Regions from separate parts of the Homo sapiens genome. Here region 2 is linked to region 1. The links are chromatin loops, found by intact Hi-C in ENCODE. Cell type or tissue: heart right ventricle. All regions are shown on one strand. Each heading gives the region's core, and the rest is flanking DNA. Links, peaks and the distances in the headings are about the cores only. Region 1 holds the start of WNT3 (Wnt family member 3). Region 2 overlaps NSF (N-ethylmaleimide sensitive factor, vesicle fusing ATPase).

The links. Hi-C counts contacts between places; a loop is a spot of excess contacts. Peaks named below come from ENCODE experiments on the same cell type or tissue, not always from the same donor. Only the 100,000 strongest peaks of a DNase experiment are listed, where the experiment ranks them.
Region 2: it touches region 1 in a loop (2.0-fold over the local background); 4 of 110 quality-filtered maps call a loop at or near these places.

The regions. Positions count from the first base shown.
Region 1 is chr17:46,814,674-46,830,144 of GRCh38, reverse strand. It overlaps WNT3 (Wnt family member 3), which reads left to right and starts at 11,453. Exons shown (of 5, transcript NM_030753.5): 1 at 11,453-11,627. The coding sequence starts at 11,548. It also overlaps a transcript of LRRC37A2 not described here. RefSeq lists enhancers at 9,811-10,398, 14,795-15,471. In heart right ventricle, for the core only: a CTCF peak has its summit at 7,627 (motif pointing right); a DNase peak (open chromatin) is centred at 10,717; H3K4me3 peaks cover 1,416 bases; H3K27me3 peaks cover 8,000 bases.
Region 2 is chr17:46,717,586-46,733,056 of GRCh38, reverse strand. NSF (N-ethylmaleimide sensitive factor, vesicle fusing ATPase) reads right to left here. Exons shown (of 21, transcript NM_006178.4): 16 at 6,442-6,508; 17 at 4,123-4,202. It also overlaps a transcript of LRRC37A2 not described here, the pseudogene LOC107985026 and the pseudogene RPS7P11. Among named protein-coding and RNA genes, the nearest start is that of WNT3, 93 kb to the left of the region's middle. RefSeq lists an enhancer at 1-448. In heart right ventricle, for the core only: no CTCF peak of the experiment used is centred there; no DNase peak of the experiment used is centred there.

The sequences.
Region 1 (15,471 bases), core at 7,472-15,471:
GAGGAAGGCTTTTGGGCAGTCTGAGAAAAGCAAGAGAGCTGGGAACATCTCGTCACCAACAGTCCTCAATCACTAAGACAGCCTGGTTAGGATTCTGCCATTATGTTTGGTCTCATGATAATAACAGGTCTTAGGAAGTCAGCCTGTGTTATCTACTAGATGCCCTGAGCTTTTTGGGTAAACTATGCCATTTAACCCTGCCAAGGGTGGAATTAGTATACCCATTTGCCAGATAAGAAACGGCCACAGAGAGATCTAGATAACTTGCCCAAAGTCACAGCTCAGCAGCAGGGAGCCAGGATGTGAACTTGTTCTTTCTGATCACAGAACTCATGCTCCCCCCACCCCACCACAGCATCACTTTGCCCCCACCCCCTACTCCCATCCCAACCTGAGGCTATTTGGCCAGTGAGGACCAGGCCTTAGGAGATAACCATCCCCTCAGGTGAAAGAGTGAGTCCCAGTGTCCCCAGGCAAGGCTTCCACCAGCCCCTCCCAGCAGAGACTTTAGGAAGTGCTCCTGTGTGGCATGGCTGGTGGGGCTGTGCCCCTCCATCCCCGAAACACACTCAGGGAGCCTGAGAATGGCTCCTAGACACCTGAGAATGAAGGGCAGAGGGGAGACTGTAGGAGGCAGGTGGCTGGGCTGCTGCTTTTTCTCTTTTTAAAAAATTGAGGCCAGGCGTGGTGCCTTACACAGTAATCCCAGCACTTTGGGAGGCTGAGGCGGGTAGATCACCTGAGGTCAGGAGTTCGAGACCAGCCTGGCCAACATGGTGAAACCCTTTCTCTACTAAAAATACAAAAAAATGAGCCAGGCATAGTGACACATGCCTGTAGTCCCAGCTACTGGGGAGGCTGAGGCAGGAGAATCACTTGAATCTGGGAGGCTGAGGTTGCAGTGAGCCAAGATTGCTCCATTGCACTCCAGCCTGGGTGACAAGAGTGAAACTCTGTCTAAAAAAAAAAATTGAAATATAATTTGCACACCATAAAAAAATCACCATTTTAAAGTGCACAATTCAGTAGCTTCCAGTATATTGAAAAAGTTGTGCAACCTTCACCACTAATTCCAAAACATTTTCATGAACCTCAAACCCATCAGCAGTCAAGTTGCAGCCTCTTTAGGAAAATGCAAAGGCAGCACTGGGCAGAACTACATTCTTTCTGTTTGTTTGTTTTGTTTTTGTTTTTGAGACAGGGTCTCACTCTGTCACACAGGTTGGAGTGCAGTGGCTCACTGCAACCTCTGCCTCTTGGGCTCAAGCGATTCTCCAGCCTCAGCCTCCTGAGTAGCTGGGACTACAGGCACGAGCCACCAACACCTGGCAATTCTTTTTTTTTTTTTTGTAGAGATAGGGTTTCACCAAGTTGCCCAGTCTGGTCTCAAACTCCTGAGCTCAAAGCAATCTGCCTGCCTTGGCCTCCCAAAGTGCTGGAAATACAGGCATGAGCCACCGTGCCCGACCTGGGCAGAACTACATTCTGGATGCATCTTAAACCTCACCTCAACCCTACACCCTCCCTTTTGTTGTTTCCTTTCTCCCCACAAGTCATCTCAGAATGAGGCTCCCAGCTCCAGGCTCCAGTTGCAACCTCACCCCCACCTAGACAAACCCTCAAATCAAGAAAAAGAAGCCCTGGCAGGGCGTGGTGACTCATGCCTGTAATCCCAGCACTGTGGGAGGCTGAGGTGGATGGATCGCTTGAGCTCAGGAGTTCAAGACCACCCTGGCTGGGCAACATGATGGAACCCCATCTCTACCAAAAATTTTAAAAAATTAGCTTGTTGTGGTGGTGTATGCCTGTAGTCCCAGCTCCTTGGGAAGCTGAGGTGAGAGGATCATTAGATCCTGGGAGATGGAGGTCGCACTGAGCCAAAATTGTGCTGCTGCACTCCAGTCTGAGTGACAGAGTGAGACGCTGTCTCAAAAAAAGAGAAAAGAAAAAGAAATCCAAAGGAAAAAAAGAGAGAGACAGAGAGAAAGGAAAAGAGAAAAGAAAAGAAATTTCTGTTGGCCAGGCCCGGTGGCTCATACCTGTAATTCCAGCACTTTGGGATAGGCCGAGGTGGGCGGATCATGAGGTCGGCGGATCATGAGGTCAGCGGATCGAGACCATCCTGGCTAACATGGTGAAACCCCGTCTCTACTAAAAATAAAAAAAAATCAGCTGGGCGTGGTGGTGGGTGCCTGTAGTCCCAGCTACTTGGGAGGCTGAGGCAGGGGAATGGTGTGAACCTGGGGCGCGGAGCTTGCAGTGAGCCGAGATTGCACCACTGCACTCCAGCCTGGGAGACAGAGCAAGACTCTGCCTCAAAAAAAAAAAAAAGAAAGAAATTTCTGTCTCAAAAAAAGAGAAAAGAAAAGAAAAAGAAATCCTAACACTCATCCATCCTTAAGTAAAAGCAACTCACCTTGTAAGTCAGTCTCCACATTTAATCCAACTACCCTACACTAGACATGATGGGTGAGGAGGATACAGATAGTTAGGAGGCCTTTGGCTACAAGTAACAGCCTCAAGTGGGCTAACGAACAAGGAAAATGTATTATTTCATATCACAAGAAGTTCCAAAGCAGGACTCCTCTGAAGGCAGTTAGTGTCTCAGCAATGGTGTCAGAGATGAAGTTTGTTTCTCTCTCTTGGCTCTGTCTTCCTCTGCCGGTCAGCTTCATCTTCAGGCAGCTTTCCTCATAGTCACAGAATGGCTGCTGCAGCTCCAGGTATCCCAACCCAAAACAACAATGTCCAAAAGCAGGGAAAAGATATTTCTTACTGTGTGTCATTTTAAGAGCCCCAAAAACTCTTCCCAGAAACCTTCTTGCACCCTTCAGCTGACCTCCCTCAGGCACATGTCACCCAGTTTAGGCCAATCCCTGGCAAGCAGAATGGGTCCCCGTGATTGACTTAGATCAGTCAGGATTTACCTCTGAGCAAGGTAGGGGAGGAGTAAAGACCAGAACAAACTGGGGGCCTCTGCCATCCTGGAGGAAGGGACCACCAGCAGTGTGAGCTACACTAAATCTAAACAGAAGCCTGTCTTCCAGAAGTTCAAAAACAGCAGCTGAGGCTGGGCATGGTGGCTCATGCCTGTAATCCCAACACTCTGGGAAGCTGAGGTGGGTGGATCATTTGAGGTCAGGAGTTCAAGACCAGCCTGGCCAACATGGTGAAATTCTATCTCTATTAAAACTACAAAAATTATCCAGGCGTGGTAGCTTGCATCTGTAGTCCCAGCTAGGAGGACTGAGGCAGCAGAATCATTTGAACCCAGGAGGCAGAGGTTGCAGGTTGCAGTGAGACAAGATCACTCCAGCCTGGGTGATAGAGCGAGACTTCATCTCAAAAAAAAAAAAAAAAAAAGAGCAGCTGATTGCCACAGAGGGAGGGAGTGGATGCTCACCGATCATTTTACATGTCCCAGGTGCCATTTCAAACACAGCAGCTATCACTCTGCTGAATAGGCAATTGTCTTTTTGAGACAAGTGTTATTATACCCATTTTGCAGTTGATGAAGCAGGTACAGAGAGGTTAGATAATATGCTCAGTGTCACATAGTAAGAGGCAGAGCTGGGATTCACTGGGGTTGTGGTAGACCTGGGCTCTAACGCAACCACTCAGAGAGGATTTCCCAGTCAGACATGTGAATCCCCATTCAGGCCTTATCTAGAAGCCAAGACAAAGGTGCATAAGAGGTGGGTCCTGCTGGGATGTGGGAAATGCCAGGCAGATGTCCCTGCTTAGCCCAAGGGCCCTCCAACGTCTGTGCCAGCTGTGCCTAGGCCCTTGCCAGTGAGGCAGCTGTGACCCCATTCCCAGCCCACTGGGCCTCCATCCATGTGATTAGGCTCCCAGGACTCAGGGCCCATAGCTGGCCACCCTGAGGTCCCAGCAATGACAGCTACTGGCCATACTGGTCTGTGGAGAAGGTGGTTAGTTGGCAGAGTTCTGGAAGGTGCAAACCAGGACTTCACTAGAAATTTCTTCACCATCTCCAAGGATATTATCAGGCTTGTTCTATTCTATCTCCCTAATGTGCCCCCACAAAAGTCTTCCCCGCAAGACCCCTGAGATGGAGAGAACTTCCACACCTCTGTTTTGTTTCGTTTTGTTTTGTTTTCTTGAGACAGTTTAGCTCTTGTTGCCGAGGCTGGAGTGCAGTGGCACGGTCTTGGCTCACCGCAACCTCCGCCTCCTGGATTCAAGTGATTCTCCTGCCTCAGCCTCCCAAGTAGCTGGGATTACAGGCATGCGCCACCATGCCCAGCTAATTTTGTATTTTTAGTAGAGACAGGGTTTTGCCACATTGGCCAGGCTGGTTTCAAACCCCTGACCTCAGGTGATCCGCCCACCTCGGCCTCCCAAAGTGCTGGGATTATAGGCATGAGCCACCATGCCTGGCCTGGTTTTGTTTTTTAAGGAAACATTTACGTATTTGGTCCTCTGATGAATGACTGTCCCCAGCAGATGGCAAGTTCCTTGCAGGCCAAAACCTGGGCTGCTTTTGCTCATCAGTGCTCAGCTGCCAAGGGGCAGCTGCACACAGAGTTGCTCCATGAAGATGCGTTGAAGAAATGGACCAGGTGAAATTCACAGAGCACCTACTGTGTGCATCAACCGGAGCTGGGTTATAAGGAAGAAGGCAGACTCCTTGAGGGTAGTCCCATTCCTCGTGGAGCCTTGTCCACAGCAGGCATGCAGTCAATGTGTGCGATGAGAAATACAGACACTTTCCGCCCTCAGAGCCCAGGCGGAAGGTGGGGGCCCATCGTGACTAAGGTTGGAGACAGAAGAGACCAAAGATGGCTCCAAGCCCCTCCTGGGTTGCAACCAGGGCTCCCTCCCCTTCCCTGCCTGCTTATGTCCCATACACAGGGGAGTGGAAGGAAAACTCAGGAGCTCTAGTTCCAGGTGACTGAGAGAAACCGTGGCAGCCACACACAGAGGTCTGGCTCTAACTCCTCAGGTAGGATCACAGCCATGCTAGGAGCTGGCCTTGGGTTAGAGCCCCAAAAGCCTTGGGCAGGCCAGCCATGTCCAGGGATGGGGCTCAGGGTTATGAGGCAATGGCAGAATAAAGGGGCACAGAGGGAGGCTGAAGAGAAAGAAAGGGAAGGAGAAAGAGGTGTGGCACATGGCTGGAGAGGCAGCACGAGGGGCCACCAAGCCCCAGATGCCCCCATGTGGCAGTGACTTCCCAACAGGCTGCCCACCCTTAATCTCATCCCACTGGAGGCAGCACAGGGTCCTATGAAAGGGACACAGGAACCAAGCGACAGAGCAGGGTAGCTGGGGTGGGTTGGAGTTGTAGGGGCCAGGGCCACTCAAGATAGGGGCACTGAGGACCCTGAGGGGCCACAGGGAGCCCAGACCTGAGTCAGTGGCCCTTCTATCTGAGACCTCGGCCCTGCCTGCTCCCTCTCCTCTGGGCCCATCATCAACAGTGTTTTCGAGGGGCTGCTAAGTGCTGGATCCCTCACCACTGGGGGTTCAGCAGTCTTGTGGAGGGAGTTTCTTTGTGGAGATTTCACAGTTGGAGACGGACAACATATGCAAGAAACTGAGCAGATATGTCTGCTATGTAGTATGTATAATCAGCCGGGCATGGGGGCTTACGCCTGTAATCCCAGCACTTTGGGAGGCCAAGGCGGGCGTACCACCTGAGGTCAGGAGTTCAAGACCAGCCTGGCCAACATGGTGAAACACTGTCTCTACCAAAAATACAAAAATTAGCCAGGCATGGTGGCGAGCGCCTGTAATCTCAGCTACTTGGGAGGCTGAGACAAGAGAATCACTTGAACCCAGGAGGTGGATGCTGCAGTGAGCCAAGATCACACCACTGCATGCCAGCCTGAGCGACAGAGCAAGACACCGTCTCAAAAAAATAATAATATGTGTAATCACATATTAATCACATCAGTGTCAGGGCTATGCTGGAAAATAAAGCTGAATAAGAGGCCTGACAGGACAGGGCTAGGGAGTGGCAAGGGGTCTGGAGGGGCCTCTCTGAAGTGGATATTTTGAAGTGGGTCTTGGAAGGGGACATCAGACAACATTATCCCGGATAAATCCTTCTGGAGAAGGCTCCTGGGCGCCTGAAGGGGGACTGCTTAGCAGACACTGACTGGGGCAGGAAGAGAGACCTGAGAGAGAGGCTTACTCCTTGCCTCAAGAGAAGAAGGAAACCCAATATTTTGTATTCACCATCCGCAGTCTGGCATTCCGTCAGCACCATTCTCATTTAACGCTGACAGCTCCCTACAAGGTGGAAAGTGTTATCTCCACTCCACAACCGAAGCCAGGGACTCAGAGATGACAGGCAACCGGCCAGTGCCCCCACCCCACCCCATTCCCTCCCTTCTAAAGGACTTTCACCGCAAATCGCTTTCCAAAATGCTCTGGGGAGGCCAGGCATGGTGGCTTGCACCTGTAATCCCAGCACTTTGGGAGACCAAGATGGGTGGGTCATTTGAGGTCAGGAGTTCAAGACCAGCTTGGCTAACATGGCGAAACCCTGTCTCTACCAAAAAAACACAAATTAGCTGGGTATGGTGGTGCATGCTTGTAATCCCAGCTACTTGAGCGGCGGAGGCAGGAGAACCACTTGAATATGGGGAGGTGGAGGTTGCAGTGAGCCGAGACTGCACCACTGTACTCCAGCCTGGGCGACACAGTGAGACTCTGTCTTAAAAATATAGGTCAGGAGTTCGAGACCAGCCTGGCCAACACGGTGAAACCCTGTCTCTACTAAAAATACAAAAAATTAGTCAGGCGTGGTGGCGGGCACATGTAATCCCAGCTGCTTGGGAGGCTGAGGCAGGAGAATCGCTTGAACCTGGGAGGCAGAGGTTGCAGTGAGTCGAGACCGCGCCATTGCACTACAGCCTGGGCAACAAGAATGAAATTCCACCTTTCTATATATATAATATATAATATATTATATATAAATATATATAATATATTATATATAAATATATAATATATAATATATAAATATATATAATATAATATATATAATATATAATATATAATATATGTGTTTATTATATAATACATATTTATTATAAATACATATTTATTATAAATACATATTTATTATAAATACATATTTATTATAAATACATATTTATTATAAATACATATATATATAAATACATAAAACTGAATGCCCTGGGGAGCTAGAGCTAAGACAGGAGGAACTACTGCCACAGGGAGAACCTCTCAGGTGCCCACAGCGGCCCCTGTGATCTCGGGATCCAGGAAGAACTGGTGACATCCGCCTGCCGCTGGCAGCCTCCCATATGTCAGCGGAAGAGGGAGGCATCCGCAGGGTGGATCTGGCGGTGCCCCAGTGCGCCCTGGACCGGCATCACCTGGGCCCGCTCGCCCTCCGCCTGTCTGGAGAGGAGAGGGGAGCCTGAAGCCATGCACCCCTTATCCCCAGCTAAGCTCCGGGATTGCGAGGTAGATTAAGGGCATTCACTCAGGAGGGCACCTGCTTAACCAAGATCCTCCGAAATCCGGGCTGCTCACCAGCAACAATTGAGGATGCCGGGCCCGCAGGGAGCGGAGTGGGACCAGGCGCGACCCCTTCCTCGCCTGCTGACCTCCCGCCTTGCTATCAGCACTGCCGCCAGGGGGCGCGCCCGCGCCGCTGGGCTCTGAGCCGACCTCCGCGTGCACCTGCGCTCCTTTGTGTGTTAGATTAACATCTGGTGCTTACCTACTATGCGCTTACTCGGTGCAGGTCAGGGGCTTCCTGCATTTCCAGGATGCAGCCTCTATGCCAGCAAACTAGGCTGGGCAGTGGAAAGAAATCCGATTTACTCCTGCGCCCACCACCCACGCTAGGGCCTTCCTGCTTCCAGGCTCTGCTGTCCAGCCTTCCAGTGGCCTCTAGGGAGCTCGCCTAAAACCGCTCTGCGGTTCCTACAGCTCCTAGGAGAAAGTTAAACGCCCTCCTCTCCAGGTCAGAGGCCTTGGAGCCCCCTATGTGCTCCCTTTGCACTGTTCCTCCATAAGCCCTGTGGTGTTAGGCCTTCGGCCCTTCGCACTTCCCCACCTGCTTCCCCGCTGCAACGGCTTCGCCTCTCCCTTTACCCCCCCAGGTTGGTCCGGCTCCCGACTCCCGCCTGGCAGCCCCAAGACCTGTTTCAAGCAAAAATGAATGGCACAGTGCCTGGATCGGAGATTTCCTCCTCCTTCCCCGCGACAGACGGGTAGCCCCATGAGGGCGGGCGGGGGCCTGGCCACCGGATTCTTTGTCTACACGGTGCCTCCGCAGGGGGTCCAGTGGAGCCTCACTGAATACACAGCGGCAGACTCTGAGCCCCGGGGGAGTGCACATCAAAAGGAACCTCCGAGCCAGCTAGAGAGAGGGGTTGGGTTGGGACTGGGGTCCCCTTCCCAGGTCTAAGGTCCCACACATTCACACACACAACAAAAAGTGCTTCCCACGTGCCACCCCATGTCCCCAGGTCCCTGGCCCTTGCTGCCTCTTCTGCCCTCTTCCAAGAGACCACCCTTCCTTTCAGGGCGATGGCCTCCTGGTCCACCGGCTGATGCCTCCACCCCGCCCTCCCTTCCTGGTCTTGGAGTGAATTTAACCCTTTCTCCACCAAGTGAAACCACCCTGGGGCTTGGGGTACCTGTTAGAGAGAGGGTGTTTCTATCTGTGATGTGTGGTCAGGGGCGCCCGCCCTCCCCTGAGAGAAACCATTCCTGCGTTTCCACCCGCGGCAGCGCAAGGGGTGCAGGAGGAAGGAAATTAAACCTGTGTTGAAGGAAGGACACCTGGGGGAAAGGAAGGGACTCAGGCTCCCCTTGTCTGAGGAGCTTTCAAGTGGCGGAAATCCCCACACACACCTCCATTCACTAGGGGCCTGGCAGGGCCGCTGGTAGGTTCCAGTCCTCTCCTCTGTCACTTCCCAGGCGCACATGGCCAGCTCCTAGATTCCACCCTTCAACCCACTTGTTTCCTGCCTGATGCACATGACCTGCGTCTGAGTTCTCCAGGCTGCCTGGAGGAGGCATTCAGGTACACATGACCCCTCAGGGAATGATGTTCTTGCCCACAGCACCCAGGATGCTGGCTGGGCATATCTCAGCCAACACACACTCCCACCGACAGCCTCGGATCTTTTGCTCCCACCTCACAGGGTTGGCACCTGTGGAGTCTTGAGGCCCAGTAATGACCCCAAGAAGCCATCAAGTCCAGGCCCTGTCGCCCCACCATACTGCATCCACAGTGGTGTCTGAGTGGCCAGGGAAGGTAGCCCTCCCCAGCTCTCAGCACCACTGTCATGGGGCTCTGGAACTCCCGAGCCCTTGGGCAGGACTCCAGCAGGCAGCTCTGATCAGAAAGCCACCTGGGAGCCCTGTGGGTGGGACAGGACTCCAGGTAGGACCTAGCAGGCCTCCATCCAAGAGGGAGGTATGTGGAAAGCTCTCCACTGCCAGAGCCTTGGTCCTGAGGCTCTGCATTCATGGCAATGGTAACCCTCTTTCCAGGTGAATCAGAAACAGGGCACCCCAGAATCAGCCCAGCCATGAGGAGCATCTCTAGGGATCCCCATCTCTGCAGCCCCCACCAGGTTCACCACTCCTGGTCAGGTTCACGATTTTTCTTCGCCTTGCAGCTCCTTGGTGCTCTCCGCCTCCCCCCTGCCCCTTTCTTCCTCACACCGGTGGCTCAGCCTCCCCCCGACAGTTTTCTTGGTTTCTGTCTCAGCGTCTCTCTCATCTCTGAGCCCCTCTCTCTCTCTCCTCCTCTCGGATTCTCCTTTTCCTCCCCTTCCTTCCTCTCTTTCAACCTCCCCTCCCACCCCCTCCAGTCCAGCAATGGGCTGGGAACGCAGCAGGAGCCATGACAAGCCCAGGCGGCTCTCCCGACCCTTGGTGCCCCCGAGGCCATTTCCCCGCGCTCCCTGTGCCGGCAGCAGCCGCGTGCGGAGAGGGCTCGCCGACCAGAAGGGGCAGCAGGTTGGAGCTGTGGGTACGGGGGGCTCAGATCAAAGGCCAGGAATGTCTGGCCCCCTGGCGTAAGACTTCCTTCAGCCATGGCCCTCACCTCGTGGAACGCCCGCCGTTCCAGGCCTCTGTGGGACTCGGGTCGGCTCATTCTCTGCCCTTTCTGCCACAGTTCCCTACACAGCGGTCCCTGCTCCCCACCGGCAGTGCTTCCTTCACCCCAGACCGGGGCTGCGCAGAGTCCTGGTGCCTCAGGTGGCCTGGGAGGGGGCCTAGGGAAAGGCACCCAGGTGACCGGGCGTGAGTCCCCAAAACCTGACCATGATGTCAATACCACCCAGGGCTGAGACCTAATTCCTCGCTCTGGAGAGGGAGAGGAGAGGAAGCAAGCCCGAAGGGGGCCTGGAAGGACTCCTTTCCTGTGGGGAGGGGTGGGTAACTGGAGGCATTTGGTGTCCGCACAGGGCAAGGGCCTTTATCGCCAAACCCCAGGCTGGAGCTCCCTATCAGTAGAACCGGGGCCTCAGGCGGGACGGTCGGGCAGTGAGGGGCGCTCCGGAGGGCAGCAAGGTCTTCCAAGGACCTGGGCCGCCCTCGGCCAGAGCTGCGCGTTTCACCGGTCCCTGATGGTCCAACCGAGAATCCCACTGAGGCTGTGGGTCACGCCTCCGACCCGGGCCAGAGGTCGGGCCTGAACCCCTCAAGGAGGAGAAAGTGACCCGACTCCGAGAGCAGGAAATGCGACTGGCCGCTGGTGTCAGTTGCAGGAAATGCAAAGGCAGCAGGAGGTCCCGATACCGATCTGATCCCTGACAAAAGACTCAAATGACACTCGGCTCCGTCCCCCGGCGCCGCCCGCAGCCAGACCTTCGAGCCTCCGCGGACTTTTCCGCACGTTCCTCGGACACCCGGGAAGTGACCTCCCGCGGCCAGGACGAGAGGCCAGAGAGCGGGCGGACTCGGGAGGCTGGAAGCTGGGAGGGGGTGCGTTCCCCCACCCTCTGATCCTGACCTGCCCGAGCGGGGCTTCTGGAAACATCCCTGTGCTTTCTACCCTCGATTCCTCGCGGGCCCACGTCCCAACGGGTCACGGTCCCCGCCAGCAAAGGAGCCACCCGTTCATGCCCACGCCAAGCCCTCGCCATGTGAACGCCCGGGTCAAAGCCCCCGCGCCCTAACCCTGGCCAGCGGGGGACCGCGGCGGTAGCAGAGGGTCCGGCCCACCGCGTCCCCCCGAAGCCCCGCGGCGTCCGGGGCGCGGGCTTTGCCCAAGTTTGCTGGGCGATGCCCTTCCCGGAGCCCGAGTTGTGGGCCGGGCGGGAGGGGCGCGTGATTGACAGGCTGAACTACAGACTCATCTCTTACCTTAGGCCGCGGGCGCTGATTGGCTGCTCGCTGACATCCTCAAACCCGGCTGCTCCGCGCTGGGCTCGGGAGGGGGGCGGCTGCGGGTGGAGGTGCGCTTCTGACAAGCCCGAAAGTCATTTCCAATCTCAAGTGGACTTTGTTCCAACTATTGGGGGCGTCGCTCCCCCTCTTCATGGTCGCGGGCAAACTTCCTCCTCGGCGCCTCTTCTAATGGAGCCCCACCTGCTCGGGCTGCTCCTCGGCCTCCTGCTCGGTGGCACCAGGGTCCTCGCTGGCTACCCAATTTGGTGGTAAGACTCGCCTCTTGTCTGCCCGCGGCCCGGTTTCTCCGCCGCGTCCGGGGAAGGTGGGGGCGCCGGCTGGGGGTGGGCCGCTGCAGGGCTGGGGCTCCTCTCCTCGCCTCCCTCCAGCCCCCCACCCGCCCACCCCTCCTGGATTTTCTGCTGGTGTCGCCTTCAGAATCCAACTCCTGGCTCCTCTGATAATCACCATTTTCCCTGCTCCCCGCTGCAGGGGCTGGAGGACTTTTCCCATCTCAGAAGGTTTCTTATTCTTAGATCCTAACCCTCTGCCCGTCCCAATCTAGAGGCCCCCGAAGACCCCCCATTTGCTTGCAGTTGGGTTTCTGGAAATCCAGCACTGTCCCTGGGGCCCAGCCACTCCTCTTCTCCATTTTGGGGTCTTCATGGGCAAAACCATCCTGTTCCTTCACTGCCACCCCACCTCTGCCGGCGCCTCCATCAAGAGATTCCCCATAATAACCCCCCTTTGCCTTCCTATTTCAGACCCCAAAGGCTTCAGGGCTCCTCCCGGGGCAGGGGAGTGGGTGGGGGGATTTCATCAGATTCTCCCCACCGCTCTAGATTCATCTTGAGCCTCTGAAGTGAATATGGTATTTGCTGATCCGGGATGCCATTGAATTCGGATTTTATTCATTTCTTGCTTGTCCACCCTGGCAAAAGGGGGGTTCCTTGAAAATGTGTTGTCTGGGAGGGGTAGGCTTGTTGTTCTTTGACCAAAAATCCAATTCTCCATGTCACATTTCTTCCTTTTGGAAAACCGAGGACCGAGGAGAAAGGGAGAGGGAAGGGAGAATTCCGTCCCTGAGAAATGTGGATACAAAAGACATTTTAGTAAATAAGACTGGGAAGCCGGGAGCAGTGCTTGGGGGGGGCTGTGCGTGTCTGGGGGGCCTGGGTGAGGAATAAACATCGCTTTGGGAGCCCCAGCTCCAGGAGTCCCCTTGTTTTCCGAGCGGCCCCATCGCCGCTCTCCCACCCTCCGCAGGTCCCAGGGGCCAGAGGGGAAGACACTGAAACCAGTTCTCTAAATTACACTCCGCCTCTCCCCAGTCTCCAGCCCCCTACATTCCGGAAAACTTTAATTAAAGAATCTTCCCCTCCTGGACATAGGAGAGCCTTGGCCTGGGCGGGGGGAGGTGAGGAGGAAGAATTTGGGATCTGTGAGTGAGAAGTGGGCTGTGGCCCCCGGGGTGAAAGTCAGAAAGAAGTGCCACCACGGTGCGGTACCGCCTGCAGGTCCCCAGACTCCCTGCCTTTCGCCAACCCAGAGTCCAGGGTAGGAGGAGCAGAGACAGCGAGACTTGGGGGCCACACCCCGAGTCTTCCAGTTGTTTGGGGATGGCAGCATTTGTGTCTGGGTGTTTGGGGCTCCTGGGAGAGAGGGTGGGGACATGGCCAAGGGTCTCTGTTTAGAGGGTGCTAGGAGTTGCTCCCAGGACAGCCAGCCAAGGGGAAGTCTTTCTTCTGCCCAACCCACACTTTTCCGGGGGGCTGGGCTAACCTGAGGCTTCCAGCACATAAAGAAGTCCATGGGGTGGCCAGGGCAGCCAGGGACTTCAGGAAGGAGGTTCGGCCAGTCTGGGGAAAGGCTGCTGCCAACACCAGTCCAGCCTCACCCGGCCATTCCTGACCCTCTTCCCATTCCCGGGCCAAGGCCATGCCGTTTTTCGCCTTGCTTTCGCAGAGACTCTGGTGGGTTGGGGGAGGGTAGGAAGGAAAGGTTTGGCGGCCCATAGGTGGCAGGGACTGAGGAAGAGAGACCAGTCTCTCCGGCCCTATGAACTAGAAGAGGGCACTCTTCCAGTTGGTGTAGATTCTGGTGTGAAATGGTATCTTGGGGACCATCTAGATAGGGATTGCCCAATAGGAAGAAACGCTGGGGAAACCTGGAAGGTCAAGACATTGGCCCTAACATAATGCTAGACACATGGCTTGTTTGGGAATTTGGTGGGGGACAGGAATGCTGCTTTGTCTAAGCCAAGGAGAGAGGTGTGTGTGTGTGTGTGTGTGTGTGTGTGTGTGTGTGTGTGCGTGTGTTCTGGGTCTATGACCCTAAGAGGTGTTTTCTATACACCAGTGTGTCTCTGTGTGCAAAAGTGTTTGTGCCTGCAACTGGGCTACTATGGATGTGAAATCGTGTGGGCGTGTTGGGGGATCCATGCCCACGACAGGTTGTGCTGTGTGTGTCTGCACACGAGTGTGAGCAAGTGGCTGGTGCTGTGATGTGTGTATGTACATGTGTAAGAGACAGAGAGAAGTCTAGAAGTATCTTTGCCCATGTAAAGGTCAGAGCCTGTGTCTGCCTGTGACGCTGGGCTTGACTGTGTTCATGACTGGGCATGTGAGTGTGTGTGTGCGTGCGTGCGTGTGTGTGAGTGTGTGTGTGTGTGTGTACGTGCGCGCGCATGCCTTCATGACAGTGTGGGGAAAGCCCCACAGATGTCTTTGTGCATGAATATCAGTGCTCATGGCCATGACCTGATTGTGCTTGTAAGGAGGAGAGTGAGCCTCAAGTCCATAGCTGTGTGAGGGCTGTGTCTGAGTCCGCCTGTGATCCTGTCCCCAGGTGCTGGGCCCAGGGCTGTGTGGCTGTGAATATCTTTGCAGACATCTACCTGTGGGTATGAATGACACCTGAGCTTGGGTGTTTGGTGGGCAGCCATGGGCCTGGAGGGAAGGTCCAACAGGAAGCAAAAGTCTCACAAGGTGGCTGCAGGGGGCACAGCTGGCCAGGGATGGCAAGCTAGAGAGGCAGGGGCACAGGCTTCCTTGACACCAGCTTGTCCTGTCTGTCCAGGCACTAGAGTCACTGGCCCTTCTCTCTGAGGTTGTTTTTCTTTGGTCTTGGAGCTGGGGTGGAGGGTGAGTCACCTTCTCAGGGTTAGGGCTGGGGCTGTAGGGTAGATGGGCCTCTGATTCCTGATCCCATTTCTGCCCCCACTCCCCAACCCAGCCCCCCGCCTGGCAGTCAGATTCCAGTACTTTGAGCATCTAAGCCCATCTTGGCCTGCCCTCTTTGGCCCACCCAGCTCATGCATTCCCCAGGAAGGATTTACAGGGGAAGTCATGTAGCTGGGATTTCTGTCCACGCGGACCCTCAAGCATGACACCCTGAGTCCACACTGCTCAGACCCCAGTCCTGACAGAAGGTTGACCAGAAGGGACAGCTCTAAGGGGCCTCAGACTGACACCCCTGGAAGGAAGAGATGTTCTCCAGGTAGTGACAGAGCCGGGACAGGAAACAACAGCACTGATTTCTCGAATTCCCCTTGTCAGTCCCAGTTAGCTCCTGGTGGAGAAACTTGTCTTTCTTCTTCTTCTTGGGGGCGCTGGGGTGGGGGGATGAACCTATGTTATTAGGGCCTAGCCCAGCACCTGCTACATTCCAGCGATGGACGTGCAGATGGAGGGGGCCTGCTGGAGATCAGGAGCTCACCCTGCCGCTGTGTGACTGAGGACCAGTGGCCACCCATCTGGGTCTGCTTCCTTACACTTCACCCAGGAGTCCCCAGCCTGCCCTGCCTCACAGCTTGGGTGAAAATGTTTTGCAGAGGACAAGGGCAGTGAGCTGGGAAATAGCACACCTGAGTTCTCGCCATCCCAGGACCCATCCTCCCACTCGAGCACCTGCCTAAGACCTACCTCAGTTTCCCCATCTGTCAGATGTCCTGCTGCCTCTCCCACCCACTCCCACCTCCACCCACCTTTCAGAGGCTTGTGAACATGTTCAGTCAAACCCCGTGGGGGTCAGTGGGCTGGGCCCAGGGAGGCACCTGGAGACTGCGGGGGAGGAAGGCCCCAGGCCAGGTGTTAACACTTGTAACAGGCAGGA
Region 2 (15,471 bases), core at 3,785-11,784, 93 kb after region 1:
GTACGTCCAGCTCAGGGAGGGTGAACTGCAGTGGTCTTTTACCCTCCAAGCCAATTGTTAGCTTTTCACAGGAATCAGCAGGGAAGCACATGTGAAACCTCTGTGTGACAGTGAGCACCCCCATGCCTTGTGTGACTCTGCATGTAGATGAAGCAGGCTGGGAGCTTTCTTAGCTGCTGCTGCTGAGTTCTCAGAGAAGCCCTTTTTTCCGGCTTGGCTCCCTGCTGGGACAGCCCTTTTCAATTTTTCTATCCCCTCTCGATCTCTTCTCCTGCAGAACACAGGGAAACTTGATTGAAATAAAGACCTAGGGAACATGTTTTATTTTCTCCTGTTCAATCCATTTTAGAAAAGCTTTTAATTGGTTTTAAAAAGATGCTAAACAAAATGTGATGATGTTTTTCACTCTTCACGAACTGCAGATACCACTTTTTATACTTTCAAAGGGCTAATAAATCAATCATGAAATTAACTCTGCAGCTAAATTTAAAGCAAATCCACTGAATACCAGGTTCATTAAAAATCTATGCATTTACTTAGAAAAATTTAAAATTCAAAGAAAATTATCCTAGTAACTGAAATCTGACTTGAATTTTTAGTTCTACACTGAAAATCCAAGACCAAGGCAATCACAAAGGGAAAAAAGGAGGGCTTGGGAACCAGTTTTAATAAGCCAATTTACAAGAAGGGAGGGGGTGGTGGGGGAGGGGTGGAAGGAGAAAAGAGAATATCTGGATACATAACAACATAGTGCCCCTGAAGGGATTCTTTTATTTGAGCACGTGCACACATGCACACACAATTTTTCTGTGTGAAAGCTGGAAATACAACAAATGCAAAATTGAGGATTCTGTGACTGATATGATTACTGTAGTGTATATAAGTATAGTTCCTCCTTTTAAAGAAAAATGCTCACAACTTTTGTTTTCTTACCAGTAATAAATATTTTTCTATCACTCTATGCATTTCTACAATATTTAGCTGAATATACCTTTAATATTTAATTAAAAACATCTGAAAAAACTATATGCTAATGGTTTGACAAAGTGAATGCTTCCATTTTACAATGACTAATATTCTTAACACTTGGATCAGCCTGAAAATTTCCCCTTATTTTCTTGAGAGAATATAAACATTTTAAAAAGCAAGGTGGTATGACAAAGCACATTTTTATTTTGTTAAATACATGCCAACTAGAAATACTACAAATATTAATTTATCCTGTTACTGATTCATGTATACTGCAGGTAATCTGGCAGTCCAGGTCAGAGTCACCAAATTCAGATTAATGACCAGATGGTATTCCCTTCAGAGAGAACCCCTGCCATTTCCAATCACTAAGGCAACCACATCTCTTACTTCTTACATATTTCTATATTCTTCCTCTTCAGTCCTTAGATAAATTCACTCCATGTTCTTTTTAAATGATCCAATTCCTCTTTCTCCCAAGCTGGGCCACGTACCTTGGATGCTCACCCCTCACTTCTAACTCTATGTCTCCTTTCATCATTTAAGTAGCTCCTAAACCACTTCTAAAAAATGTAATCGCTTGAGATATGGTTCACAGAGCACACAGTTTACCCATTTAAAGTGTACAATTCAGTATTTTAGTATATTCACAGATATACACAACACCACCAAAATCAATTTTAGAGCATTTCTATCACCCCAAAAAGAAACCCCATACCCATTAGCAGTGACCCTCTCACTCTTCTCATTCTCCCCTCCCAGCCCTAGGCCATCCCAAATATATTTTCTGTCTTTATAGATCTGCCAGTCCTGGACATTTCATGTAACTGGAATCATCCAATATGTGGTCTTTTTGACTGGCTCCTTTTGCTTAGCATGTTTTCAAAGTTCATTCATGTTGTAGTATGTAATGGTACTACTTTTTTTTATTGCTGAGTAATATTCCATTATATGGATATACTAGATTTTATCAGATAAATGTTTAGTTATGAATAATGCTGCTATGAATACTCACATACAAGCTTTCATGTGGACATATGTTTTTCATTGCTTGTAGGTGTATACTTGGTGGAATAGCTGGGTTATATGGTAACTCTATGCTTAACCTCTTGAGGAACATTCTTACCAGCAGTGCATACAGGTTCCAATTTCTCCACATCTGCACCAGCGCTTGTCATTACCTGACTTTTTGATGATAGCCATTCTAGCAGGTATGCAATGAGTGGTATCTCACTATTGGTTCTGACTTGCATTTCTCTGATGACTAATGATGTTGAGTACCTCTTCTTATACTTGTTGGCCATTTGAACTTTACTTATTTTTGAATGTTTTCACTCTTATCATATCCTGTCTAAATATAAACTCCAGCAATATGAAAACACTTGAGCCCACTAAAATGAAAAGACACTGAAAAATTTTTTTTTGTTGATAAGGTATTTGTGAAGCATGTACGTATAAGCCTCTATGCCATTGGCTGTGAGATTTAAAAGCATAAGATAATGTTCCTTCCCTCAAAAATCTTACAATAAGTTTTACAACACAGAAACAATTATTCTTAAATCTTAGTGTGGCAGATCATTCGTTAATAGTTTCTGTTTATTTCTGTTAGTATCTACTTTGGATCACAAATGCTTCTCAGCCAAGGGGGTGTACCTCTGTTTAAATCAATGTGTATAGTATTTAACAATGTAAAGAACAAGAAGTATAAGATAGCACTGAAGTTAATCTTCCTTCTCCCAAGTGACTTTTAGCATAAATTATTTTCAGCTAAAAAAGAAGAACTATTTTAAGAGATAAATTTAAATGCCTAGAAAAAGTCTCACATTCTAATAGTTTTTATAATTAATATGCTGACATAAAGTTTTTTTGTGTGCATAATATATGTAGATGTTGGGGGTAATTATTTCTGTTTCAGCAACTTTAGATATATACGTTTACTTATTTATGAAAACATTGGAGGAATCATGATATATGTAGATAATTATTTCTGTTTCAGCAACTTTAGATATATACGTTTACTTACTTAAGAAAATATTGCAGGAATCAGAGAAAGGGAAAATACACTCACCTCTCTAACTTCACCCTTAGTATAAGCTAAGACTCCAATTACTAGGAATGATGGTTTATGAAAAGCTGATTTAAAAATCCTTCCACAGTACACATATGTTGCAAATCTTCAAGACTATTATAGGTTATGTTTCTTTTCATTATTTTAGAAGTTAAAAAAAAACTCCAGAAAAACCAAGACAAGTCATTTACTTTTAAGTGCAAAATACACGCACATATATAACTGTTAAATTAAAAATTAGATTCACCAGTTTAAGAGTAAATATTTTCCTTACAGATTAGTTTCTATCTCTAACTTTAAATATGAGATTCTCATACAGACATTAAGATGCTTTTCAAGTCAGTGCTTAACTGCTTTGTACCTGCCTTTGATTGGCATTTTTCAAGGTTACAGCATGCAGAATCAATCAAGAGAACTCATGTCTTGTGACACAGCCAAACATGCTCTGGCAGCCTCTACATAATTTAACATATTTAACCAACCTTCATAGGTTGGTTTTAAATTTGTTAACCTACCAAAATCACAAGTCTCTAATAGCCACATCAGTAAAAATGCAAACACAGGAATCAAGATCCTGGCTATAAATTCACTCCTCAAAAGTGCCACATGACCCAAGAAAAATAACTCAAGATCATCTGTTAAAAATAGTTTTTTAACTGCCCAAAGAAAATAAACTTAAATATCCCCATAAACAAATTTTTAGGAAAACCCATGAAATTATAAATGAAACATATGGGAACATATTCAATGCCTTCTCTATTAATATCATAATCTCCCTTGGCAGTTGGAGGTAGTAGGGATATGTAATATGGTGGAAAACTTACAAAACAACAAAATACAATGCTAATTGTTGTATTCCACACAGAAACTGTGGGATTTTGATTTCTTCAGAAAAGGAATGGAAAAATTCTGTTGATAAAATAATTTACCTTAAACAGAAGTCAAGACTGGACGACCTTTCAAAATCCTTTCAACAACAGAATTTTATGTTTATGATAACCTGCTTATTTAAAGATTGTATCATTATATGCGATTTACTGAAAAACTCTTTGTTAAAATATTCCTTATTAGTAGTATTATTTTACCTGAGGAGGTGCCTTTTTCAGTAAAACGAGAAGAGCCTGTAATACAAGATTTGAAAATCGAGGGCCAATAGGGACGTAATCTGGAAAAGAAACATTATTATGTTTAGGGATTTGATACACATGTACATATTCCAAACATTCAGTTTTTGTTTTTTTTTTTTGCATCAAAAGTAAACACAGTCCCTACATAAGCAGAATATGTATAGAATAAGAAAAAAAAAATTTAAAGAGTAAACAGTCTTAAATAACAGTCATAAAACTATTTATAATAAGAAAAAATATCTCTAATAACCTAAATGCTTAAAATATAAGAACTCTTATCTGTAACTTTTTTTTTGAGACAGGGTCTTGCTATGTTGCCCAGGCTTGTCTTGAACTCCTGGGCTCAAGCAACCCTCCTGCCTAAGCCTCCCAGGTAGCTGGGATTATAGGTTGCCATAATCCCACTGTACTCGGCTCTATAAATTTTTTGAAAAAGCTTCTAAATATTCACTTTGAGTTCATGTAGATGTTTTTTCTGGGATTATTTTGGAAGGAAAAAAAAATTCCAGGTGTATTTACCAAGCATTTCTAAGAAGTTACTGCAAACCATGGCCATTCAGTACACTGATATTAAAACATGATGTTAGAAAATGGGCAAAGGGGAAAATAAGGAATTTCAATAAAACGGAAACAATGGCAGAACCACTAAGATTGGCCCTCAGATGGTAAGGAACAGATAACTTTCTAAGAGAACATCTGACCTGTTAAACATTTACCAATAATTCAAGATTCAGCGTAAATGCCACCTGCTTAGCTTTCTCTGCATACTGCATATGCACCTCTGCCCTGGGCTTAGAGCTACTCGCAGGCCCCCTGAGGTCAAAACTGATCCCTCCATTTTCAGACTATCCACCTGATGAGAACAGTGGGAGGGAAAATAAAAATAAAAAAAAAAACAGAATATCCAAAATACATGGCACATTCTACTTTGCATTAACATTTGCCAACATATGTTATAAAGACAGGCAGCAGCGTCTTTTTCTGAGACTCTAATACTTCTACCAGAGGAGGAAGGGCTCAGCAAGTGCTTATTGAATAAATGAGCAAGCATGCACAGATGATAACTATTCATACCAGTGAAATGTACTCAGAGGGCACACATTCCTGACATGGTAGTGTTGCTATGACCACACACCTCAATTGTGTTAAGATAAAGGAATTTACACAGAGCTATGAGTTTGTGCCTAAAAGCTTTTAAAGAAATCATCCCATAAACTGGGCTGAGATGTATCAAACCTAGCAGACCCAAAACCCACTATCAATTTATGGAGACCTCACAGATATACCTGCTTTGCTTTATAACAGACACTGCCAAAACTTAAAAAAATAAATAACAGAGGACCAAAAGCAGGTCTGAAAATCATGGGAAAAATGCAGTAAGAACAGTTAGCTTGAAATCACGACTACACCATTATGGACAGCTTAAAGAAGAAGGGATTATTCAGACACTGGGTAGTATTTTCAGATGTTATTAAGTCACCAGGTGGGTTTCCATTTCAATAGAGTGTATTACCCCTTCCTGAGCCATTGTTGTAATGAATTTATGTCAGACTGATTTAATTTTACAGTGAAATAAAATTAACAACTTTCTGGCCCTTCCTTGCAGTTTATTTCTTATGAGTTAAGTGCCAGGACCAAGTCTTCTTCATGTTTGTATTCTGTAGGAGTGCACTTCAACACAGGAGATATTTAATACATATTTTAAAAATTACTATACTGCACTTTTAACTTACAAAATTTTTTCAAGATTTATTATCCCATTTTTGTCTTCACAATTACTCTGTGGGATAAGCAAGAGAGGGATTATAGTCTCTGTTTTGTAAGAGCAGAAACTGAGGTGCAGAGAGCTTACAACTTCTGCCCTTAGTGTTTTAGTGAATTTGCAGATTTCTCTGTGATCCTAAACCCTTCTTTCATTAGTTCTGTCAAAGTTCACAAGTGAATTTCTGAGCTCAGAGGTCCTAAATAACAGATATACTCATCAATGAAAATTACTAATCATTTACTATGGCAAGGGCACACTGGAAGATACAAAATGAGACATGGGCCCTTACAAGAAAGCAGTTTATAATGGTGTTATAGTCACAGGGCATATTAAAATGAATACTATCATTGATGTCAGCTATTTAAGAGAGAACATTATATTTCCTTGTAAGACAAAGAAAGGTATTTCTATTGCTTTACAGTTTATAAATACTTGTTAATTTTCTCTTGTAACTTTTGAGATATTAGCTGTAATGTGGCAAAGATAATACAACAGCAGAAGTTAGGACTCACCAAGCAATCTCTCAATGTCATCCACAACCACACAACTGAGCTGGGATTTGTACGCATCATCAAAGATCTGAAAGAAAACAAAGTCATTTATTATCTCACTGTCCTCCACAGTTACGACAATTTCCAAGAAGTTTAGTTACTTCTTGAGCAATACTAAACAAAGCACAGGAAAACACCAACACTTTGGACTACAATAAATTAGAATTGACACACTGGATCACCGCTGAACAGAGAGCAGGCTAAGGCTGTTTTCAGCACTAACAGCTGTGTGTGTCACACCTGGGCAGGCTGGGGACTAGCTGATCATTAATCAACTGACACATCCCATCACTTCTATCACACTGGTCTCTGGTATCTGTGTCAGGAGCAGGACTTTAGTGTAATGACTCAAGAGCTAGATGGAGCCACAAGAGATGTGTAAAATAAAACTAGATGCCATTTTATTATCTATAAGAATTGTGGCTCTGTTAAGCAAAAGTAACACTGAAAGATCAGAATTCTGTCAACTCAAATCAGACCATAATGGTAAAAGAGCTTACAAAAGAATTAAAGGTTGAGTATGAAGGATCAGATAGATGTACGTATAAAACCAGACAAAAGATATGAATGCACTGTCTTAAGATGGTCAAGAAAATGAGAATGAAATTAAGCAGTGAAGGAACGGTTTTAGCCTGGCAAGGATGTAGTAATTTCAAATCAGATAGAAGAATTAGCTTATCTGCAAGTTGAATAGAAGTACTCAAGGCCTTGAGACTAGCCTTTTTGGAAATGAAGGTACTATTCCAGAGACTACAGGTGGGGCTCAGGAAATCTCATCAGTGTCATGAGTAAGAATTAGTTTCTGCATCCCAGCCCACTCTCTCTGGTTGGTAACCAACCTCAGCACACCAAGATAGTAAACCCGATCCCCACCCGCACCAACATCTTGCTTGGAATGGCATATATTCCTTCCTGGGTATCTTTTAACCATTGAAGACTTATAATTAGGTACAGAAATAAAGTCAAACTCATGATATTAACCATTTTTCATGTTAGGTTTAAAAACAACCTGTGTATACTTGGTTTTTAAAGTATTCCTAACAATTAAGTTACCATAATAGAGTCTCACTGTGACCATCTTGATTCAGTTCCTTCCTTACCTCTTTCCTGGCATAAATACTGACAATTTCTCCAGATATTTAATCAGGTCAACCCCTCTGGTGAAAACGTTTTCCTATGCACCATCCCTTTACCCCCTAATTACCCTCCCACACTCTGTCTAAACCCCATCTATCCTTTCGTCCTAAGCTATCTGTCTCCCCACTGGACTGTGAGGTGGATAAAAGCTTTATTCTGTTCATGTTATGTGTAGTGCCCAGCACAGAACAGAATTCAGTAATGATGTCTGCTCTGTAGGTTCAATGGTTGAAACAACACAAGTTCCAATTCCATCTTGCCATAAATCACTTGTCTTCTCCTTTGGCACAGGATTTTGTATATTACGTATATATATTATTGATTCATTGTACTATTTTTGTATTATACTAGATTGCAAGCCCTCAGATGGCAAGTGCTGTCTTAATTACCTCTGTATCCTCATATCATTTAATATAATGCCTTATTAGAGAGTAATTAAGAAGTATTTACTAAAAGAATAAATTTACACATTTTAAATTCAAGTAGAAATATTAAGTGAGAAGTTGGAGATATCTGATTGAAGTCAGGGAATGGAAATCACTCTCAGGGCAGTGACTGCTGAAACCATGACAGAGGAAGCCATCTTCAAGAAGAAATGGCAGAAGAAGAAGAAAAAAAGGCCTAAGGATTGAGTCTTGGAGTGCTGCCTTATTCATTCACTCACTCAACAAATATTTTTGAATTCTTATTATGTATCAAGCATTAATGAAGGCACTGCAGAGGATAATAAATAAGACAAAAATAATCCTACTTTCACAAAAGTTAGAGTTGGGGAAGCAAGTCACATGTAATTATAACAAAGCATGACATTATTAGGCTAGGGGAAATACAAGATGATACGGGGGCACAGGGTAGGCAGTATTTCCCCAGTGCCTTGGAAGTTAGGCATAACTATGGGGCTTGCTTTGGTTAATGAAATATGAGGGGAAATACACCCCTTTCTGAAAGAAGCCTTAGGAGTCACTGCATGATTCACCATACTCCTTTCCCTGCCTTGGCTATCATGGAATCAGATGTAAGGCGGGGCCTCTATTATCTATTAGCTTGAGTCTCTGAGAAAATATAATGAACAGAACTCACTGTCTGAGCCATGACGGAGATATAGTAGTGTAAATAAAAAATAAACTTTGTTGTGTTAAGCCACTGAGATTTTCGGGTTGTCCTTTCATGCAGCATAACTCAGCCTATCTTGACTCTTAAATGGACTTAGGGAGTCAGGACAGTTTCCTAAATTTAGGAAGTGACACTTAACCTGAGACTTGAAGCATGAACAACAGTTAACCAGTGGAAAGGGTGGAAGAAAGTGTTCTAAGCAGAATATACTGAAAATTAGGAGACACAGAGATGTGAACATTCAGGAACACTGCAGGAACGGTCAATAAGAATTAAAATAAAGTGGTGTTGGTGTCAATGCAGTGGAGTGGTAGGTGAGATGAATTAGAAGAGGTGATGAAGGAACTTGGACGTAAAGAGTCTTACAAATTTCATGAGTTAAAATTTTACTGTAAAGGCAATAACAAGCCACTAAAGGGTTATAAGCAATGGACTGACATGTCAGGCTTATGTTTTAGAAACATTTTCCTGATTGTATAGAAAAGCATTAGAGGGGAATAATAGTTAATTGAGATTGTGGAGTTCTAGGTGAGAAATGATGGTGGCCAGGGAGTGGGTGTGCTGGTAAGTGGACAGAATCTAGAGATGTTTAGGAGGAGGAACTGAAAGAACTTGGTGAATGAATGGGTGTGGTGATGAAAGAGAAAACTGGAGTCAAGGATCTGTCCTGATTTGGCAACTGAAATAAAACACAGAGGTGAAGCTGGTTTGAAAATGGATCATGAGTACATTTAAAGAGCAAGAAGGGAAGGGCCTTTTATCTTCTCCTCCCCAAACACAGAAAAAGAGAAAATGAGAATAGGATATTTATTTCAGTCTCTTGATACACAATGATGGTTCCTTTTGGCTTTGAGTTGGTACATTCGAGACAACTGAAAAGCTCAGAAGCAGTTCTACAGCGGTTCTTTGCTACTTTTTTTGAAGATGGAACCGCAGCCAATGTGGTATCTTATAAACTCAGGTAATTTTAAGGAATCACTGAAAATAATGCTTTGCTTTTCAAAACATTTTTCAGAATTCTACTAAAAGCTCTGATGCCAGCATATAACTCTGACCATCAGGCTGTGAGATCATGGATTAGAGCCACAGGGACCTGGAACACCACAGCCTGGCTGGTTGCAGTAGTTCTATGTTTTTCCTTCTCAAAACAATGTACAGCTTATATGGCTGCAAGGACCTTACTCAGGACATTGCTTAGGTCTAAACTAATGATGACTTGCTACATGGTATGTAGTCTCACCAACTTATCTCAGACACTGTAATTCACAAAGCATTCCAAATCACTTCACAGTTGACTGCATGGCCTACACATAACATTTGAGAGGAAAAATACCTGCAGCAGTCACTTAATATCAAGTAGTGACGTTCTTGTTTTTTGCAGTCGGTCTCTGTGCTAATTACTATCAGAGGGAGAGGTGCACTCACAGCAAGCTCTATTAACACACCGACCATGACGAAGGCTGTGCAATTCCAGTTGTAACTTGACTAGTTTCAGGTAACCAGTCAACTGAAACTCCTCCGGGTAGCTACTCTGCTCTAATTTAAATACATACATACACACACATCCCTTTTTCTTCTCACACGTACATTTTCTTCCTTATCTAGTCACTAGTGTAACCTGTGCTCATAACTCTTCCCAGGATCCACGATTTCTGCCTAGTCTCCTCAGTCCCTTAGTCCCTTTCACCCTTTCTGGCCCAGGCCCCAGCAGAATTCTCACTAAGAAGATACTCAGAGTTGGCTGGCAAGTACGTGAGGTTAGCTGCCACAGGAAAATCCAAGTGAGATATTTACATACTAAGCCGGGAAGCTGCACCACAACTTTAGGTAGATAAATCCCAGCAGGAGGAGAGGTACTGGAAAGAAAGATGCGAGAAAAGTAAAATTGTACAAACTGCCCTAGCCAGACTAGTACAACTGAAGTGCCAAACTCACCGTGAGTTATAGCACACAGCAGGTCACACAGTGCTTGCTCTAGATCCAAAGATGCCCCAACACAGAAGATGCCAGGAGGACTGAGGCTGGAGGTAAGAAGGTAAGAACCGTATCTTACAGACTCCCCCCAAAATTAATCTTAAGAATGTAGGGATTTTGACGTGCTCTCGCGAGATTTGGGTCTCTTCCTAAGCAGGCGCTGCAAGTTCTCCCAGGAGAAAGCCATGTTCAGTTCGAGCGCCAAGATCGTGAAGCCCAATGGCGAGAAGCCGGACGAGTTCGAGTCCGGCCATCTCCCAGGCTCTTCTGGAGCTGGAGATGAACTCGGACCTCAAGGCTCAGCTCAGGGAGCTGAATATTACGGCAGCCAAGGAAACTGAAGTTGGTGGTGGTCGGAAAGCTATCATAATCTTTGTTCCCGTTCCTCAACTGAAATCTTTCCAGAAAATCCAAGTCCGGCTAGTACGCGAATTGGAGAAAAAGTTCAGTGGGAAGCATGTCGTCTTTATCGCTCAGAGGAGAATTCTGCCTAAGCCAACTCGAAAAAGCCGTACAAAAAATAAGCAAAAGTGTCCCAGGAGCCGTACTCTGACAGCTGTGCACGATGCCTTCCTTGAGGACTTGGTCTTCCCAAGCGAAATTGTGGGCAAGAGAATCCCCGTCAAACTAGATAGCAGCCGGCTCATAAAGGTTCATTTGGACAAAGCACAGCAGAACAATGTGGAACACAAGGTTGAAACTTTTTCTGGTGTCTATAAGAAGCTCACGGGCAAGGATGTTAATTTTGAATTCCCAGAGTTTCAATTGTAAACAAAAATGGCTAAATAAAAAGTATATATTCACACACACACAGAAAAAGAATGTATAGTCAGCCCAGTTCTATTATGAAGTTTCCTGTAGAACAGGTAAAATTATCAACATACATATATAGGGTCTTAAAGTTAGGAGGGAAGTCTGAAAGAGAAGGCTAAAGAAAAAACAGGAAGAACTGAAGAAGGAAACAATGTGGGAAAGAGTGGCATCAGTCAGCCTGTGTCTCATGAAATAACGGGAAGTCTACTCTAAAGGAAGGAAGAGCAGCTCTAGAAAACACAGAAGCCCGTTATGTCCACCTGTGCACATAATGAGATTGTCATATTAAACTGTAACCTCTCTTGCATGCAAAGGTGGAGGTACGACACAGGCTGGAGGGGTATGAGAGACAACCCAGAGTGTGGGGAGCCTGGGCTTAAGGCAAGAGTGTGCCACATGCACTCCGTGAGCACTGAGGGACAGGAGAAGCGGGGCTCTGCCACGCAGGGATTAGGGGCAGGTCTGAATGTGGTGCTCAAGGACACGGCAAGCTCTTAAGTCCCAGAGCCCACTCCTGGGATCTTCAGACAACTGGGGAGCCACCTGTGTGTGGGACAGGGGCAGCAGCTACGGGCTCCAGAGTCTACACAAGTGCAAATGGGAGCACACCAGCATTAGTTCCATTAATCCCAGCCTTTCGGGATCACAAGCCACAACAAGCATGCTCTCAGGAGATTCAGCCCTCCATCCTCTGGGACCTCCTTAGTGCCCTTAGGTAAGCAAAGCCAAACACTCTGGTTCTTCTGGGAGCTGAAAGAGTTCATCTCAGTTCTGAAGTACTTGGCGTGAAGTACCTAGTTAGTAGAAATCTGATGACTGTAGGAATCTCATAGCTTAGAAAATCCCTAATGCAGTAAATCTGTCAGCGATTAGTTAAAAGCATACTCTAATCATATTTGGTAGCATATAAAAACGTAAATGAGCAAATTCAAATGGGTGCTATCAGTAATAATCTCGTTTCTAAAAATAACTTGGGAGTAGACCAAGCAAACATTAGCTGTCTGCTAATGAAACTGCCTCAGGAAGTGGACCTAAACTTTTGGCAAAGCTCTAAAGCTTCCTGGAATGACCTTAAAATCCTTTATTTGTTCTCCCTGCTTTTCAGGAAAAAATCTTACATTTTCTCATATCGTGAGCCACAGAGAAGGGTATTCTTAATAATATAAAAAGTCACAAGGTCTGAAAGTTCTGCACCAGCCTCCTTTCTACGCCAAAGAGATACAAATGCCAAAAGACACAGTGTATTGAACAAAACAACAACAAATGCCCACCTCCCCAGCCATACAGGGACCTGTAGTCACTTCCGGAGTGCCCACTTCTCTCAGCTAATATATGCAAAAACTTCAACAAATCAGCTACATTATATATTAGGATGTTAACCAAAAACATCCAAATTCTGTTGCTTAGTAACTGCTGTCAAAAGATCCAATTTCCAGCTCTGCTCTTTGTATAGACTAAACCATGAAAAGAGGAGGATTAGGCATCACGATTCTGTTCTGTGCAGACTACAATTTGCAGTGGGATTTACAGGAGGATATTCAAAGAAGATTATTTCTTTCGTGCAAAGCTAGTGGAAAGGAAAATTTCTTCCATTAATTTTCAATCCTTTGAAAATAAGACTATATCATGTTATTAATGGGTACAGTTTTATAAATCACTGGTAGTTTTACTTAATTTTGTTCAAACAATTTAGTTCTATCTGATTGTTCTACTTCATCTCTACTGATTGTATACTCAGAAAGCATCAAGATTAGGTAATTAGTTAAAATCAAATTCTGCTTTCTTCTTTTGTTCATTTAATGGCACGAATAGAACTAGTAAAATAGATTTTTAAACAAGTATTGATGCAAAAATGGATAAAGGAATTAAAATTTAAAAATAGAATGAAGTTTGGGAAGCAAACGTAAAATAGGGGAGAAGGGGAAGGTCTGTGAATACTTCAAACATCTTAATGGAACATATGGTATACCCCCCAGAACGTGAGGACAATACCTCATACATACTTCAGCAGTTTTGAGGAGTTTATCCATGGAGAAAGGATTCACTAATAAGCAAATTAAGAGAAGTACAAGGTGAATTTTAAATTAATTGAGAATAAACTACTTTCACGTATTTTAGCACCATCCATTTGTGAAAAAGAGGCAATAGTATAATTATAATAAAATCTCATGTACTCATTAAAGCAAGCCTAACAGCCCTCTCTACTAAAACTCTTACCTGTTGGTTTAAGTAATAAAGTGGTAGGTAAAGATGCTCTATGAATTAACTAATTCAGACCACACATCTTTAACAAAAATTAATGTGTTACATATTTTTCAGTTTCACAGACTATTGTCATTGCAAAACATTTTGAAAAATCTTAAATTTGAGCATTTAGTCATTGAAATGTAGCTAAAGAAATAACTAAATGCCAACCTTCTGCTTATCCAACTGGCAAAAAATATTTTAATAATATCAAGTACGGGTGAGAATCCCAAGAAACTCATACTCTTATATGGTGAAGCTACAAGTGTAAATTAGTACAACATTCTGAAGGCGTAGGCTTTATAAAACCAAGAGCATTTTTTACCTAAGAGTTTTGATAGCACTATGTATCAAAAATCTTTACAATACTAATATTTTTACCTTAGCAATCCCACTTCTGAGAATTTGTCATAAGGAAATAATAAAAAATGTATGTATAATAATAAGTAAAAATAACCACTACACTTCATTGATTTCATATTATATCCCAGGCACTGTGACACTTTACAGAAATTACCATCTAATTCTCATAACCCTATAATGCAGCTATTAATATTATCTTCATTTGACAGATGAGAAAACAGTGGCTTATAGGTTAAATGACATATCCAAGGTCATTCGGCCGGTCAGTGTGGAGAGCTGAGCAAGCCCAAATTCTCGGTCATGTTATACTACTCTAGTGAAGAAAAATCTAATGAGAAAATGGGGGCAGTAATTTCCCTAGTTTGGTAGTCCTATGGAATACTGTTTTTATATAAATTTTAAATTTTTAGTTATGGCTACATAATAGTTATACATATTTATGGAGTACATGCACCATTTTGATACAAGTATAAAACATGTAACGATCAAATAAGGGTAGTTGTGAAACTCATTAAGCATGTATCATTTCTTTTTGTTAGGAATATTCAATTTCCACTCTTGTAGTTATTTTGATCTATACATAATTTTTTTTTTTTAATCAGCTTTCACTGAGCTTCAGGTGGGGCTGGCCCGGCATGGCCAGTATGGCAGGGTGCCCTCGAGGGCCAGTCTGTGGCATGACAAGAAATGCAGGGGTGCACGTGTTGGGGCTGCCCTTTGGCACTCACTGGGGTGGGTCAGGGGAGAGCAAACACCAAGGTTCTCTGGAGACCGGAACCAGCCAGTGCAGCCATTTGGCTTCTCCCTCAGGACCAGCTGTCAGTCCCCAGGCCCTGAGGTGGTGCCTGCATCCTAGGTCTGTGGGGCATTACTGGTGTCACTCTGAGGGAGAAAGATGGCCAGCTGCTCAATCAGGATGATGAGCAGGCTACCACCCACCACTAGCCCCAAGTAGATCTGGCAATGGATGTTCTCCCAGCACTTCTTCTGGGCCAGGGTCTTTGTTGTCTTGCTGAAGGCTGAGCTCATATCCAGGAGTTGGTCTGAACGCTGCTCCAGTTCGGTCAGCTTTCCATCATGCTCCAGGACCTTGTCAAAGTTGTTAAGCGTGATTTCCGTCACCTTGTTCGCTTGCCGCTGGCACTGCTCCAACTCTTTCCCTGCCACCGCCACTGCCACCAGGCCCACTCCCCGAACGACACATTATTTTATTTTATTTTTTAGATGGAGTCTTGCTCTGTCGCCCAGGCTGGAGTGCAGTGGTGTGCTCTCAGCTCACTGCAACCTCTGCCTCCCGGGTTCAAGCGATTCTCCTGCCTCAGCCTCCTGAGTAGCTGGCATTACAGG